Regions from separate parts of the Mus musculus genome. Here region 2 is linked to region 1. The links are chromatin loops, found by intact Hi-C in ENCODE. Cell type or tissue: heart. All regions are shown on one strand. Links, peaks and the distances in the headings refer to the core of each region. The heading gives the core; the rest is flanking DNA.

Region 1 (8,327 bases), core at 138-8,137:
GAGTTCCCTGGTCTCCCACCTCCTACCCCCAGTTCTGCTGTCTCTCTGTTTATCCTCTAGAGAACCTGGCTCCAAGCACATCTGGGCCTGAGAGAGTTTGTCTGTTGAGAAGCATGTGCGGCAATACCTGGGACATAGGACAAGGGTCCGTCTTTTGGTGTTTCGTAATCGCATTGAAGCAGGCAGATGGTTTTTGCATAAAACCATGTAGTAAATGTTTTCTGATTTGCATCTCATATGTCTGGTCCCAACTGTTCAGTGTGTTCTCTGTGTGGTTACATAGCCACGGGTGAATGGCATGGCTGTATTTCAGTGAAACTTTGTGTACAAAAACAGATGCCGACCGGATGGATTTGGCCCATTTTTTTTCACTGCCTACATTTTTCCTGAGCTGCTGCAGGGCAGGAATGCATTCTTGGTCATTTTGGTTGCCCAGACCTGGTGTGACTCACAGTGAGCTTCACTAGCAGGTGCCAAGTGATCTTCTAGCTGTGAGCATCTCTCAACCTGAGCTGCCTGTGGATCAGGAGGGCTCAGAGGATGCCAGCATCTCTCCCAACTCTGACACGCAGCAAGGTGGGCCCAGGGAAGAGGAGAGAGAATGATGATGATGATGATGATGAAGGAGAAGGAGGAGGAAGAGGAGAAGGAGGAGAAGAAGGAGGAGGAGAAGGAGGAGGAGAAGGAGGAGAAGAAGGAGGAGGAGAAGAAGGAGAAGGAGGAGAAGGAGGAGGAGGAGAAGGTGGAAGAGGAGAAGGAGGAGGAGAAGGAGGAGAAGAAGGAGGAGGAGAAGGAGGAAGAGGAGAAGGAGGAGAAGGAGGAGGAGGAGAAGGAGGAGGAGAAGAAGGAGGAGAAGAAGGAGGAGAAGAAGGAGGAGAAGGAGGAGGAGGAGAAGGAGGGGAAGAAAAAGGAGGAGGAGAAGGGGGAAGAAAAGAGGAGGAGAAGGGGGGAAGGAGGAGGAGAAGAAGGAGAAGAAGGAGAAGAAGGAGAAGGAGAAGAAGGAGAAGAAGGAGGAGGAGAAGGAGGAGGAGAAGGAGGAGAAGAAGGAGGAGGAGAAGAAGGAGAAGAAGGAGAAGGAGAAGAAGGAGAAGGAGGAGAAGGAGGAGGAGAAGGAGGAGAAGAAGGAGGAGGAGAAGGAGGAAGAGGAGAAGGAGGAGAAGGAGGAGGAGGAGAAGGAGGAGGAGGAGAAGGAGGAGGAGAAGGAGGAGAAGAAGGAGGAGAAGGAGGAGGAGGAGAAGGAGGGGAAGAAAAAGGAGGAGGAGAAGGGGGAAGAAAAGAGGAGGAGAAGGGGGGAAGGAGGAGGAGAAGAAGGAGGAGGAGGAAAAGGAGGAGAAGGAGGAGGAGGAGAAGGAGGAGGAGGAGGAGAAGAAGAAGGAGGAGGAGGAGAAGGAGGAGAAGGATGAGAGGAAGAGGTTGAGTCTGAGTCTGAGTCTGGGGTGATGAGCCCTTGAGGGGTGCTGGCTAGGGAATAAAGAGAATGTGAACATTCTGGTGGTTTGCTGAGAGTGGACAGAGAAGCCAACAATGGTGGGTGTTTGGATTGGATGATGGCCAGAGTGTGCCCACACAAGTTCATGCTTTAGAAGTTTGCTCTTCAATGGAGATTAATCATTTCACCCAGTCCCTGCCTGACTCCACAGCTCTTCCAATACTCTCCCACACCCCAGACTTACTCACTGCCCAAGCCTGCAGACCAGACCTAATGGGAGATGAGTGGTCAGCGGTGGTCTTGCCTGAGAGAGATATTAGTGTAGTTCTCCTGATAACCTTCTTGGTTCTTGAGAGATGATTTTTAATAAAGGAGAAAGACTGGTCCCTCTCCCATTTCTTTCTGTCTTTCCATGTGATTTTCCCTTGATGTCATCTTCTGTGATCTGGCATGCTCAGGGAGCCTTTTCCAGAGCTGACACTATGCTCTTGAACAACATTGTGTGAAATAAACATTTTTTTTTTAAATAAAGTACCCTGGCATCGGTATTTTTGTTATAACAATAGAAAATCGACTCATACAAAGGTAGACTAGAAAATTGAATAAGGCCTGGTAAGCCACCTTAGGTTGGTAAATGGTACAGGTATGGCAGAAAAACAAAGAACACACTAAAGGAGTCCTTCCTGCCTTGGAGATTGACTGCAACAAAGTTACAGAACCAGTCTCTGGACAGAGGAATGCCTTCCAACGGGGAAAGGGTTTTGTGGACAGGGACTAGGGGCAGATCTCAGCAGTGACCTTCCCCAGCTTCATTTTCTCTCTCATGGACACTGTATTTCTGGTGTCCAACCACCACACACTTTTGGGGACCATTGATCCCAAGGGCAAAAGGAGTTGGAGGATGGCATGGCTCTCAGCACATGGCGTTCTGGCCTCTGTGCGTTGCCTGGGGGAAGACAGAGATGTAGTAACAGCTCTCTCTGGTGATCTCAGCTCTGGGGACACAGGTCAAATTTGGAAACCATTCTGCAAACACACATAGGCCCCAGTGAATGTCTTTTTTCTAGGACAGAGGTTGTAATACATGCGTACTGTTTTGATGAAGTTTATCGTCAGAGGCTTGACAAGTGGGTGTAGGGATAACAGAGCCAAAAAAAAAAAAAAAAGGAAAGAAAGAAAGGAAGAAGGAAAGGAAGGAAGGAAGGAAGGAAGAAAGGAAGGAAGGAAGGAAGGAAGGAAGGAAGGAAGGAAGGAAGGAAGAAAATCAGGATAGTTTCTCATTTGGGGACAGAAAGCTAAGCTAATAAAGGTCCCAAGCTAAAGGGGAATGACTAGAGGGGACAATGTGGGACCATTTTGGAGAAAGTGCAGCTCCATTTGCTCAAATACGTTTTACTGAGGAAGCCACCAGCCACAACAGTGTGAGCGGCCATCATTACAGAGTTGCTCCCCAGACTTCCCCTCGTCTACTCACCCATGTTTGCCAAGTACCAACCTCGGGCTGTTATTGGCATCCCACCACAGTCCTGTGAACACTACATCTGGTGCAGGTTTGTATGTACCCAGACCACTTTGCCTATGACCTAAACAAAAGTGTCTCTAGCTGCTCATCACCATCTCCTAAAGGTAATGGAAGGATGGCTCCTCATTCTCTCCCTGCCTTGGACCATGGCCTCTGAGAGGGTACTGGTTCCTTTGTCCCTGAGAAATGAGTAGTCCAGCCAATGCCTTTTATGACCTGCAACTTGGTCCCTATACTCTGGCTTCTATGGATCTGACAGGGAATGGTCAGCTGTAAGGATTTAAAAGAAAAAAGCTCTGGAGCTGTATGTGTGCATGCTCTAGGGGGCATGTGAGTGCCAATTGGGGTTCTGGCCAGGTCTCTTGAGAACTGTGGGTGCCACACACACATGGTTTGGTTGAAGGACAGAGGACAGAAGGGGCGGGGTGTTTGGGGGAAGAACAAAACGTTCATCCCGTTTAGCTTCCAGGAACATGAGGGTCAATGTGTAAAAGATGAAAGTCATCCCTTGCCAGCGAACCTCACCGATTGCACAACTTCCTACAACCCAGCTTTGGAGCTGGCCCTTGAAGAGAATGTCCCAACCTAGTGGCAATGGATTCAGGAACTTGGGGAGATGATGACATTCGTTCAGAGGTTGTGGTCCTCTGAGCCAGGTCACTTCTCCTGGCTCTGCTGCCTGTCACAGCCTAATAATAGCCATGGGACACTTTGGAACTTTAGAGTGACTGTGTTTAGCCCTCACGTTGGTGTGGACTGTCATGACATGGAGGACAAATGACGAGGATCAGCCAGGCTGCTCCCTGTGAGCACCTGCCAGCTACTGCATGTACAGTCAACAGGGCTTTTGACTTAATCTTCACTGCAGCCTGAAGAGATAATGATTTGGTTAGATCTTGGCCAGAGGGAAAGTTGCTCTCTCTCTCTCTCTCTCTCTCTCTCTCTCTCTCTCTCTCTCTCTCTCTCTCTCTCTCTCTGTGTGTGTGTGTGTGTGTGTATTAGTGAAGTTTAATGGTGTAGCAGAGTCTGCTATAATCCTTGATTTGTGTTATCTTAGATTATTTCAGCATCCACAGGACGGGGAATAAGGCTGAATGTAGACCTCAGGGACCCATCTTGGCCTCTGTGGGTGCAGAGGTGACATATATGTGTACCTTAATAGCAGAGGGGAGTCACTAATCTGCCACAGATACATCTTGTCTCTAGAGGTTAAAGGGGACAGTTTCAGAATACCCACTATGACTCCTGCCTTGTCTCTTTGCTCTTCCAAGGTCATCCTGCCTTGGGTTGATGGTGTTAACTAGGCCCCAACATGTAAAGGGGCTCACACAAATCCATGGGTGAATGTCTCCTAAATGAGCTGCTCAGGGGACTATTTCTGAATACACTGAGGAATGGGGAGGGGGTCAGCGGTATCTCCCGGGATGACAGTAGCTCTGAACACACTGGAGAGGACCCTGGCTCTTTGTGAGCTGTGTGTGCATGGTCAGTCATAGAAAGTAGGGTGAAGGCTGAGCAGCAAATATGGAGAGGACCAAGAATTCATCATGCAGTAGGATGGGGGAACCTGGGTCTGTCCCTAGTGTAAGGAGACAAAAGAAAGGTTTCTCCCAGACAAGAGCAGTGGGAATCAAGTAGCAGACAGAGAAGGCACCCAGTAGGAAAGGCCCCAGAGCTCACTTGGCCATGATGTCATGGTAGAGAGCTGCCAGCCTGCAGATGAGGCACTTGCCACCTGTCAACCGGGTGATTGATGCCTGCCTGAAAGGGTGAGGGCATGGGTGACAGAACTCGCCCTTTGCCTTTTCACATGAGGTCCTAGGGTAAATATGTCTTGGGACAGGTAGAATGTGAGGAAAGAGACACTGAGCTGTTAAGTCACAGGTGTGGGCCTCGGGTCACAGAAAAGCAGGGAGCCTGATGGTCTGGCAGGCCTGAAGGCTACTGGAAACAGAGGGTGGGAACCGGGGTAGCCAGGGAGGAAATGCCCTCGTCTCACAGGTTTCTTGAGAAGGAAAGTCTGGGCTGTTCTGAAGGGGAACTTAGAGACCAGGGACCGGATGTGAGCAGGGGACCAGGAGGAGGGAGGAACAATGGCCATTCTTCCACCACAAGCTGAACTTCCCCGAAACAGGAAGGGCCTGCCAGGAGGGGAGGGTCAGGCTGAGGGACAGGAAGGAAGGGGCCTGAGGGAAAGCCAAAGGCCTGTGTACTGTGTTTGGAATTCACAGGCCCCTGTCTGCAGGTCCCCAAAACAGTCAGCAAACTCAGTTCACACTGTAGGGTGTGACTTTCCCAGGCTCTGCTGCCTTCCCCTCTCCCTCTCAGGGCCTCCTCAGGACCCTGATGTGAGGCCTTGCAGGGCTTCTCAGGGCCTGGTTCTTGCATGCTGAATGAGTGTTTGTTTTTCAGGTCCCTGACACCTACGGTCTTCACACATGGGGAGGAGGAGTTTCCAGAAAAAAAACAAAGGAAGGTGGCCAAAGTAACCAAGGCACACAGCCTCCTCCTCTTTCGAAAAGACGCCTATCTCCAAAACAATCTCGGCCGCCCATTAAACAACACTTGTTCGGGACAGAGGAAGGGCAGCATGCAGGATCGCTGGGCTTTCCAAAGAAAACACTCCCGGTTGTCCGGCAGGCAACAATGAACAAAAACCTGAATGGCATTCACACAAGAGGGTGGGGAGCCTGGGCCAGGCCCTCAGGGTCCTTGGGTGTCAGTACAGGGCTCCTAGGACAGGAGCCACCTCCAGCACACACAGGATCCTCACCCAACAGGGACACAATGAGCAGGTGCTCCTCTGGAAGCCACAGAGAGGCCTTTGCAAGGAATAGCATCGGCCAAGAGTGTGCTCCTGGACTTCTAATCTCAGATGATACGTGTTCCTCAACGTGTTGTTCAAGCTACCTAGCTTCAGAGGTATTGCTGTAGCTTTCTTAGTAGAACAGCATGTTATCCATCAGGTCTAAAAGATGAAAGGGTCAGGAATACCACACACTTTCCCACGTGGCCATTGACGAGTTGGTGTCAAGGAAACAGAGAGGAGAATGGTTGTTATTATGGGCTGGGGGAAGGAGAGGGTAGTTAACCAGGCTAGGGAACAGGTGGGAGAAGTCACTTCTAATGTTTTGTAGCATGCTACAGTCACTATGGTTGAAAACAATGCATCAGGAGATACATTGTTTTATAAAGGAGATACATTGTAGCTTAGAAAGGAGATACATTGTAGCTTAGAAAGGAGATACATTGTAGCTTAGAAAGGAGATACATTGTAGCTTAGAAAGGGGAAGGTTTTCAAGGGTTCTTGTACACAGAAATGATAAATGTTTTATGTGATATGTAGGCCAATTGCCCTGGTGTAATTTTTACACCATGTATACAGGTATGGCAACATGTTATGTCTCATTCATATATACAGCTAGTATTGTCAATTCAATAAATATTAAAATGGGGGGAGGAGTGAAGTCTCTGGGGCCAAAAAGCCCTTCCCTCAAGGCCACACTGAATATCCCGATTGCTCGCTGGTCCTTTAGGCTTCTTGTACCCATTTTTAGGGTTGCATACAGAAGCAAGGAGCCTGGGCTTTCCCCTGCTCCAGGTCTTCACCTAGGATCTCGTTGCTGCAGGTTAAAGCCAGGGTTAACCAGTCTAGAGCAGGAAAGGCCAAGTCACCATAAATGGGATCCCATTTGCCTGCAAATGAACCTGTGGATCCAATCAGATAAGCAGGGGCTGCAGAATGTTTGTGGCAAAGGGAAGTAGGAACGAACGTTCTGTGCGGTTCCTGGAAGGCACTGGGGTTTTTCGTGGGGGAAGTGACTGCTCTGTAGACAAGAGGCCAGATCATCAAGCTGCTTGTCACCTCAGTCTGAGGAACCTATAGGGCTCTGTCCCCACCCCCCTGCCCCCCACTTTGGGGATAACCAACCCTGGCCACTTCCCTACAGTGATTCACCTTCTTGAGGGCCCACAGGAGTCCACACCACCCCAAGCTGCACCGCCTCGCCTTCTTCTTCCAAACTCTTTTGCTTTTCCTTTTCTCCCCTGTATCTTTCTTGAGACAGTGTCTTGTGCAGCCTAGAGGGGCCTTGGACTGCTGATGCCTCTGACTTTACTCCCCGGTGCTGAGAATGTCTTGCTTCAGGTTTATAAAGTGAGGAGATCAAAGTCAGAGCTTTGTGTGTGCTAGCCAACCCCTCGAACAACTGAGACACATTTGCTGCCTTCTTTAATTTCTTTTTTTGAAAAAAAAAAAAAAGTATATCTCAGAGATGTCGCAAGAATAGCAAAGGGCATGCGCGTGTCTAATCTGTTGTGATGTATAAGGGACGTTGTCCTTCCTCTCTTCCGTGTGGATGTGACTTACAATTTTGACTGGATAGGGTGAGGCTAGGTGGGAACACCATAGGAGCCTGAGAGGCTTCAGAAAAGCATCTAGTAGGCCCATTGTCACATCTGGCCAGATGTCCCAAGGTCACCTTTTATGCTTACCTTACCAGTTTCTTTAGTTTATTTTTAAATCTACAATGATCTATATCCTGTCTCGAAATTTCCCAGCATGGATTTCAAGAGTTGTTAGTATCGTGAAGGAGAGATAGAATATTCTCGGACCTAAAGCAGTAAGGGATCCTGGTTGTGATGTGATGGGCTCATGGGTTATCTGCAGAAGATCTGTGCTGGGAGCACACAGAGCACAGTGTTAACTTGGGCCCTTACACAAAGGTTTCTGGTGAAGAAGGCTATGCAAAGTTAGGGCTACATTCACATGCAAGACTGGAGCATCTGCAGGTCAGCAGACCAGCCATTGGGTGAGCATAAAAGAGAAGTGTGATGCCCACGGGGGCACAGTGGCAGTGTCTGTCCTTCTCTCATCAGGTGGGAGGCACTGGCAGCCCCCCACCACACAGGAGCCCTGTACTTGGAGAAGCTGAGGGAGGCGATCTGGAGAGGGGTCTCTGGGTCCAGCTCCTGCCCACAACCAGGAGGTGAGGAGGCAGATAGTCACAGCAGGTGAGCCCTGGAGAGCCCTTCCTGACTTCGGCTTCACTTCCACCTACCCTGCCTCCTGTACTTCTCTCCAGTGGGTCTTAGTGAGTTGTGTACTCTGTAAACATGTCTGCCTTCCTAGGAGAGAAAGTCTGATAGGCAGGTGTATTTGTGAGCTTCCCTTTGGGAACAGGTTGGCACACACATGGACGTGCACCAGGCTGTTTCTCCATACAGATCCACTCCCTCACCTCTGCCTCTGCCTGCCCTGCTCCTTCCTGTGGGTCTGGGGTTCCCCTGAAGGATGAGCTCGTGTGAGAAGGCTCAAGGTGGTGAGGATGCATGAAGGGCCCGTGGCTACATTTCAAGTTTCCTCTTTGTCCTTCC
Region 2 (8,327 bases), core at 183-8,182, 220 kb after region 1:
ACAGCTTTTCTATATACCTTTCCCTGGCCACCAGGTGTTTTGAAAGTGTGCCACCTTTCAAACTTTGCTTTATTTTTTTTTTAAGTCGAAGGTGATAATTTTTCTATATCTGATGAAACTCAATGTCTACTGAAATAAGTGTAATCTGAGCTATCAACGGTATATTTTAAACCCACGCTATGGAGATATCACCTGCATTCTGTCATTTGTCAGATTTACAGTACTTTTTTTTTCTTTTAGCATTAAATAAAAATAAAATTGGGAGCACTGAATGTTTTCCAAGACCTTTTTTTTAAAAAAAAATTTTTTTTAAAAAATCAAACTCAGGGCGGCTGTTGTGGCGATCGCTAGACTGAAGGGTGTATGTATGGGGTTGGGGTTTTCAGGACAAGTGAGATAGGAGACTTGTAGTCAAGGGGGGAAGGGCAGATGGGGAGGGGCACAGATAGGATCAGAGCAGAGGTCATCTGGGAAGTACTTGTTTGCTTTGCAAGCTGGTAGCAGAGCCACTCTGCAAGAATTGGGTTGGAAAGAGCAGATGGCCGCCGGGACACTGAGGTGCCTGTCCTGTCCTGAATCTGCTCTTTGAAAAGTTTTGTGATAGTCGACATCTTGGGCCATAGACAAGTACTCTCTTGGTGGGAGTGGGGTCTACATTTGGGAAAGCTGTGGAGTGAGGTGTAGTAGAGCCACCGGAGGGGGCTTACTTAGGTGTGAATCCCCACTGTCTAACTGGCAGTTGTCACCACATAGCAGGGGATTCCTGCAGGGTACACTTTTTTCTTGATCTCTTGGCCTGTGGTAGGGAAGGCTCCTGGGATAGTGAGCTGTGAAATTTTGGAAGAGTTCAAGGCTAGAAATATACAGTATGTATTAAGATGACATCAACAGCATCTTTGGGAGGAGGGGTGGTCCTGTGACTTGTATGGGGAGGCTATCCCATATATATTTAGTTTTTTCATCAGCAATAAATGACTTTTTCATTTAATAACAAGAAATAGGCTAAACTTAGCTTTGGGTTTCTTGGAAATGCTAGATTTATTTATTTATTTATTTAATTTTGGTGACACAATAACTCTTCCAGAAGTCGCTTTAAAAAAAAATCTTTAAGTGCCTTGCAAAGATAAAGTTAAGTAGACTAGGTTCTTGTTGTGGGGAGGAAAGGGTTAAAAAAATTGGGGAATCCTAGTTTTGAGACAAGTCTTCCACTGCTCCACGTGACTTATAGATCATCTTGTTTGATGAGTGAAATGCCCACCTTCCTGATTACGTATGGAATCTTCTAGCAGAATGTTTGGGCAGGCTACCATTGGTCTGGGGTCACCCTCATCTGCCTGCCTTCTGTTCATAGGAGGCTAGAAGACATGTTTCTCTTTGGTCACAGACAGTGAATGCAATCATACTTATTTCATCTCCTAGGGTTCTAGATGCAGCCTGAGTTTTAACTCCTTGAGGGCTTCTGCTTAGACCCGTACTACCAGAATTAAGTAGGCTGTAGACACAGAAATGCAAAGTTCCCAGACTATCAGTCATGCTGGTCCCTCCTTCCTGTTTTCTGGGGGCAGCCTGCGTCTTCACCAGAATGCCCTTCTGGTGAAGGCACACACACACACACAACACACAACTGTGTAGCTTATAGATTATGTAAGAAGAGACTGGAAGTTGGAGATGATTGGGTGTATGGATTAGCGCTGGATATGTCTGAGTTCCCAGCTAAGTACTGACCAGGGGTATCACACTACCCCTGGTGATCATTATTACGACTGCACAGTAGTACATCCGAGGCGGAATGCTTGCCTAACATGCATGAGGCCTTGGGTTCAGTTCCCAGGACTGAAACACCTCAGCCGGTCTAACTCAGCAGTGTCACCTGCCCCCATGCCAGGTGTATTTGACACCACTTACCTTTGATTTATTTCAAAAGTATTACAGCTCTTTTTAAAAAATTACAAAATTGTGTTTGTAGGGTTTGTATGTCTGGTGTGTTTAAATCACAACATGGTACCCTCTTGGTTGGACTTCAATATAAAACATTCCATGCAACGAGAAAGGTATTTTAGGGGGAAAGTACCATAGAGACGTAACTTTTTAATTATTTGGACATGGTATCATAACGACTATTTGGGTTTTTTTGTTGTTTGTTTGTGAGACAGTCTCATTGCACATAGCCTGGAACCTGCTTTGTAGACCAGGCTGGCCTCAACTCAGAAGTGGTCTGCTGCCTCCAGCTTCCTGAATTCTGGGACTAAAGGCACTTGATACCACACCTGGTTTAAAAAAAAAAAAAAAAAAAAAAAGTGACCTTTTATTTTTAATGAAAAAGCCAGTAGAATGACTGTTGGCATGGTGTAAGTTTTTTCTATGACAACACCTTAAATGTGTCTGGGGGAAAGTAAGAGGCTGGCCCTCTATAATGTACACTGGCTCAAAAATCAAAAAACATCCTTTGATTTACCCCCAAAACATTAGAAACTCCTCTAAGATAGGTTAGATCCAGAGACCAAGATGACAGGATTCCCAGTGAGAATTCAGAGAGCATCAGGTACTGGCTGGCCTTTGAATGGGGCTGTAGAACTGGGCTGGTAAAATACGCAGTGCACCCTGCACGGTGAGCTAACACATCCTGTGTAGGGTGACACCACCACATTTGAATATTTCTAAATATAGTGTACATTTTGTGCAGAATAACTTGTTACATAATCTGGAGATCTTAACCACTCTTACTTAGCAATTAGTGATTCTAAGGAAGTCATCAGTATCATTAGCAGTTCAGATGCTCACCAGGGGAACGGGGACGGGGCACAGATGAGTCAAGCTTTGCTGGATGAGCGTGGAGGCAAGACAGATATTTAGGTCACTGCAGATTTCTCTGCCACTTAGTAAACATCTTTCCTGCCGCAGCACAGCGTCTTCCGAACTGTGTGTGTGTGTGTGTGTGTGTGGTGGCGGTGTCTCCAGGAAAACAAAACAGAAACAGCATTTTCAGCACAGCTAAGGGCCTCCATTTATTTTAATGTTGGTTGGTTTTGTTTTCTGTAGCCCTTGCTGCCCTGGAACTCTATTGTAGGAAAGACTGTCCTCGAACTCCTGGAGATCCAGCCTGTGCCTCCCACGTGCTGGGATTAAAGGTGTGCACGACCACCTCCCAGCTTTTGTTGTTTCTTTTTTAAATGAGACACAAGTTATGTTCTCTTATAATTTTTAAGTATGCTATCAAGAGATCTGCAGAACACAGGAAGGGCTATTGGGATCCACCTGAGTTATAACCTTATAGCCATCCATCTTGGATTGAGTTGCTACTGGGAAAAGGTTGCTGGGAGTTGCTGGGGGTTGAGGGAGCGTTCCACCCAGGCTGTTACCCCATTTTGTTATTTGTGCTGCCAACAGCAATTCAATTAGCCGTTTTGGGCGATAAAAGATAAAGATTTATTGTACCCCATATACAACTGAAATCAGAATTTCACAGGCAGGTCACAGTCGTTAGGGACTGTTCTAATAAGCACCATATGGGTGTCTGTACCATTCTTTTAACAACCCCAAGCAGGCACCTCAAGCTACAGCCACTTGTGAGGTTAGGGTCAAAGCCACTGGGTAGAACCCTTTTCTTGGCCAAGGGCACAGTGGACAGGTTGGTCCACAGAGGCTCCCCTACCTACCATGAGTGTGGGAAATAAGAGTAGAGGCTAACTCCACACACGAGAGAATGGAGTGTCCTAGAATTTATAAACCGAGCCACAGCAGCCTTCTGACCCAGGAACTCAAGACGGGCATGCGCACAATGCATGCATTGTGCAGCGCACACAAGGGCCATGCTTTGGCTGAGCATCAAAGCGGCTGCGTCCTGTTGCATCTGCGCACAATCGCGGAGCCCGGGTTGCATCGGGCGGGGTCAGGCTGGGGCTCTTCCTTTTCCCCTTTTAACTTTGCGTGGCAGTTTGGGAGCAAGGAGTGTTTTAAAAAGAAGCCTCCGGTCCAGCCAACCCCAGTCGCTTTTACAGAAAGAAGTGAGTCAGGCCCACGAGGAACACATGGAATTGAACTCGCCTCGTGGAGGGGGCTTCCACTCCCTCTCATACATGACCGCAGATAGGCACGTGGAGGCTCCGGTGTGCCCACTGCGCGCGCGCCCTACCCTGTCCTACTCTGTTCCTGCTCCACGAGCCTCCACCACGTCCCACGCGCTCTCAGCTCCACTCTGTACCCCCACGCCCCGCCCCACTCCGCGGTCCTCGCCCCAATCCACGGACCGCTTCCCCACTAGGCAGTCCCCTCTCCGTCCCGTGCGTCCCGCCCCACTGCACGGGCGGCGCCCCGCGCCAGCTGCGGCGCTAAAATTAGCGTCCCGCGCGTGAGTTGGCGCCCGCAGGAATGCGCGCGCAGGCTGGAGCTGCGCGTGCTGCACCAAATAAAGTCAAAGGCTTGTCTGGCGAGGGGGGGGCGCTGGCGCCTGGGGCCCCGAGGGTCACACGCGGCTGCTTTAGTCGCCAGCGTGTGCTGGGGGAGGGGGGGAGGTTGGGGGAAGGAGGGGGATTTGTGAAGTTTACAGAAGCCTCCGGACAAAAGCTGCCCAAATGTCACTCCGTTTTTGGAAACCATCATTCCGGGGGTGAGGGTGGGGGTGGGGGGCGAGGGGGGTTAGGGCTGTAGCTATAATAAGCCAAATGTTTCATGCTGATGCTGTAAACATACGTGTCAAAAGGACGTCCGTGTGAGCAGAGAGCATACCCATGCTGGACCATGTTCAAAGTGCAATTGGGAAGCAATCCTCAGGACACAGTCCACGCGGGAGCTCCCAAGTCTGATCAGGCGCTCGATCAGCTGGCTGTCCAGTCGGGCATAAATAATGTAGAAACAATTTAAGGCCAGAGAGCGCGTTTAAGGTGCTACCCAGTTAACTTCACATTTTTCTGAATTATTCAGTTTAACGCTCTGCAGTACTGGGGTGGGGGTTGGGGGGAGAGAGAAACAAAAATAAGCTCCGTGTTATTTTATTTATTTATTTTTTTTTAATTCTCTGTCGAGTGTGGTGGCTAATGCCTGGAATCCCAGCACTGTGGAGGCAGAAGGGTCTTAAGTTCAAGACCAACCTGCCCTACATAGCGCATTCCTGTCTCAGAAGGAATACAGTGTGTGTGTGTGTGTGTGTTTGTGTGTGTGTGTGTGTGTGTGTGTGTGTGTGTGTGTGTGTGTGATGACATTTCTCTCTCAGCAGTCTTGGAGCAGATTGTGCCTATCCTGGGGAGATAGGGACCTCCCTCATTCAGGCCTTAGTGACAGCTTGCCATTGCTTCAACAGCGATTGCAGCACATGGATGGGACACTGAAGAGGTTTGTGTGTCTAGAATCCTACTCACAACCTGCCTGGAGACTTGGCTCGCACCTTGAGAGGCAATTGTGATGGAAATCAAAGGCACACTGAGCACACAAGGCTTCCTGGTTCAAACTTCTGAGAGAAAGTTCCTGTTCTTTCCCTGTGGCTGTGTGTCTACAGCCAGAGGCTGTTCTCATGGAGACACAAGAGAGTTCTGTGCTGAGACCTGAAGTTTTAAGTTCCATTAGGAACGCACCTCTCTGCCTATGCTTCACACAGCAGTTGCCACACACAGGGCTGGGGAATCTTCCTAGACTATGAGCATCTCATGGCATCATGTACACTTAGTTGTCTTAATGATTAAAACAACAAAACAACGAGTATTCACCCCATAGAGGAGCTAAGAATCAGGCAGTCTCTGTGACAGGGTTCTGATCTGAAAAGGCACTAGGTGTGTGGCAACAGGGTGCTTGCTGGGTTACACCAAATAAATATTTTCCGTTATTATGTGAACGTGGGTAACAAGGAGTCCCTCTGAAACACTGGAGAGCAGGGCGCCCCCTGCTGTGCTCACTCCTGGAGAGCAGGGTTCTACAGGGCACCTCCTGCTGGGGACCAAAGGCTGATTTTCATTGGGTATCAATACTCTACCCTGTGCAGGCTTTCTTATTTCATCAGTGACCTTAGAGAATAAATGGCGCCATTGGAAATAAAATAAAAATACGATCTGCAAATAGAAGAGGTGAATACTTTCTAAAAATAATCCGTTCAGAGGTATTCATGGACAGTCTCTTGAGCATATCATTAGGCCCACAAAGCAGCTTGACATTGACCCACCTGTGACTTTGGAAGCAAGGACTGCATTTGTGTGGTTGTGGGGGGTGGAGGATTTTAAATATATTTTCTAAAAGCATTAACAAAAAAAAATAAATGGAGGGGGCAGGAATTAAAGAACTCCTTCATTAGGTTAACTTCAATGGAGATGTTCTATGTGTAAAATTTCATTTTATTTTCTGATGAACCATATATCTGTGCCCTAGAGCCAGTGGATCCAAAAAAATAAAAATAAATAAATAATAAATAAAAAGTAAAAGCCATGGAAGCCATGAAGAGTTGGTCAACCACAACTTTGTAGCTTGAGAAGGAACTTAGTCAAGGGGTGAGCAGCAAACCAAGCCATCCAGTTAGCCCCAGGGGGTTTCTCTTGTGGTGTCTGCTGAGGTTGTGGACCATTGGGGTGAGGTTGGGACTCTCCAAGGCCCAGAGGAATCCCAGACATTGCAGTAGGAAAGAGATGGCACGTGTAAGAATGGTGACTGGAGAGAAAGCTTCCACCAGACCCCCACCTGCCCACTGTGATTCGTGTCTTCACTGATTGGTTTCCCTGGGTTTCCCTGTATGCATGTGCCTCCTGGTAAGGAACGGGGACTGGGAGGCGTGACTCAGTTGTTAAAGTGTTTGCCGTGAAAGTATGAAGACCCAGGTTTGGATCTCAAGAGTGCCCATGCAAAGAGCTGGGTACGCAGTGTAACCTCTGCAAAAAGGCTTGAAACTCTGTACTGAGAGGCAGGCTCATTGGCCAACCATCCTAGCTAATCATTGCACTTCATGTTCGGGGAGAGATCTTGACTCAAAAGTAATGTGGAGAGCAATAGAGGGCACAGAACATTGACCTTTTGATTCCACACACATAGACAGGGACAAGTGAACTTTCGTATACATATGCACACATATACCTATGCACACATATGCACACATATACATACGCACACACATATACTTATGCACACATATACCTATACACACATATACATATACACACATATACATATGCACACATATATGCGTACCCATGTTTTACACACACACACACACAAAGAATATGGGCTAGGGTCTGATGGCTTAAACTTAAATGGTACCTCCCTCTCTAAACTTTTGTGTTTAGTCTTCTGAGAAACTGGTTAGGGATGGGATGGCTTACCTCTTGGTCTTATAGAGGGATTAACAGACAAAGTTAAGTAGTACACATTCCATGATGCTTAACGCTTAGTGACTTGAGATATGTCCCTTATGACTAGATCAGGTAGGTGCAAAGAGAAAGTGTCTTCGGTTTGTTTGCAGAAATGACTGCTACCCTGCTACCTATCTGGCTGCCTTCCCATCCTGGTTTCACTCCTTTCTGCCCACATTTCTCTCTGGTTGTTTCATCCAGTATCAAGTGTTCGAACCATATTTGCATACAGACTTCCTACAAAACATCTCTAGATTCAACTTCCCCTTTAGGTACCAGCCAGGCTGTGCCAAGCGGCTTGCTCACCAAATTCAGTGAGCTGTCCAGTTGGTTTTTTTTAAACCCATTGTGCTAGATAGATCCAAAATCAAGCTCCTGTTCTCATGCCTGTCTCATTACCTCTGTTTTCCCAATCTTCATGCAAGTCGAGGTCGCCTTCCCATTGCTTGGGCCATAAGCCTGGAAGTGACCTGATCAGGGTTTTATCATAATTATCCAATCAGTCAGCACATCCTTGTTCGGGAGGGACACATATTCAACAACTAGGCATGGTGGCACGCACCTGTAATCCTGGTTCTTGGGAGGATCAGAAGTTCAAGGTCACCCTCAGCAATATGGCTAGTTCCAGACCAGCCTGGGCTACATGAGACCCTGTCTCAAATAAGTAGGAAGAAGACAACATGTTGGAGACTTACCTGGTGGAGCCACTACCGTGCCTCGTGTAGAATATCTCAGATGCTTCAGGGTCCTTCTTCCAGGTTCTGCCCATGTCCTCTGAAGCTTAGTCTCAAACTTGGCAGATGGATGACCCTCTAAAGTGTGGGTCTGGGGAATGGAGTGAAGGCACAACAGCAAAGAGGCTGCCCTTTCAGAAGACTAGGGTTTGATTTTCAGTGCCCAACTCGGGGCTCACAACCACCTGTAACTCCAGTTCCTGGGTGCTCTGGTGCCCTCTTCTGATCTCTATGGGCATTGCACACAGGTGATACACAGACATCCAAGCAA

Evidence for each region. Hi-C counts contacts between places; a loop is a spot of excess contacts. Peaks named below come from ENCODE experiments on the same cell type or tissue, not always from the same donor. Only the 100,000 strongest peaks of a DNase experiment are listed, where the experiment ranks them.
Region 2: a loop joins it to region 1, with 5 times the contacts of the local background. A loop is called at or near these places in 5 of 42 quality-filtered maps.

What each region holds. Positions count from the first base shown.
Region 1 is chr8:126,802,750-126,811,076 of GRCm38, reverse strand. It overlaps Gm31718 (a long non-coding RNA gene), which reads left to right. Exons shown (of 8, transcript XR_879375.3): 8 at 5,364-6,370. Among named protein-coding and RNA genes, the nearest start is that of A630001O12Rik, 42 kb to the left of the region's middle. In heart, for the core only: a CTCF peak has its summit at 3,278; DNase peaks (open chromatin) are centred at 3,506, 5,086, 5,496, 6,736 and 1 weaker place; H3K27ac peaks cover 3,471 bases.
Region 2 is chr8:126,580,241-126,588,567 of GRCm38, reverse strand. Irf2bp2 (interferon regulatory factor 2 binding protein 2) reads left to right here. Exons shown (of 2, transcript NM_001164598.2): 2 at 1-272. Among named protein-coding and RNA genes, the nearest start is that of Irf2bp2, 9.6 kb to the left of the region's middle. In heart, for the core only: a CTCF peak has its summit at 5,893 (motif pointing left); DNase peaks (open chromatin) are centred at 3,847, 4,267, 4,757, 5,867 and 5 weaker places; H3K4me3 peaks cover 2,596 bases; H3K27ac peaks cover 4,842 bases.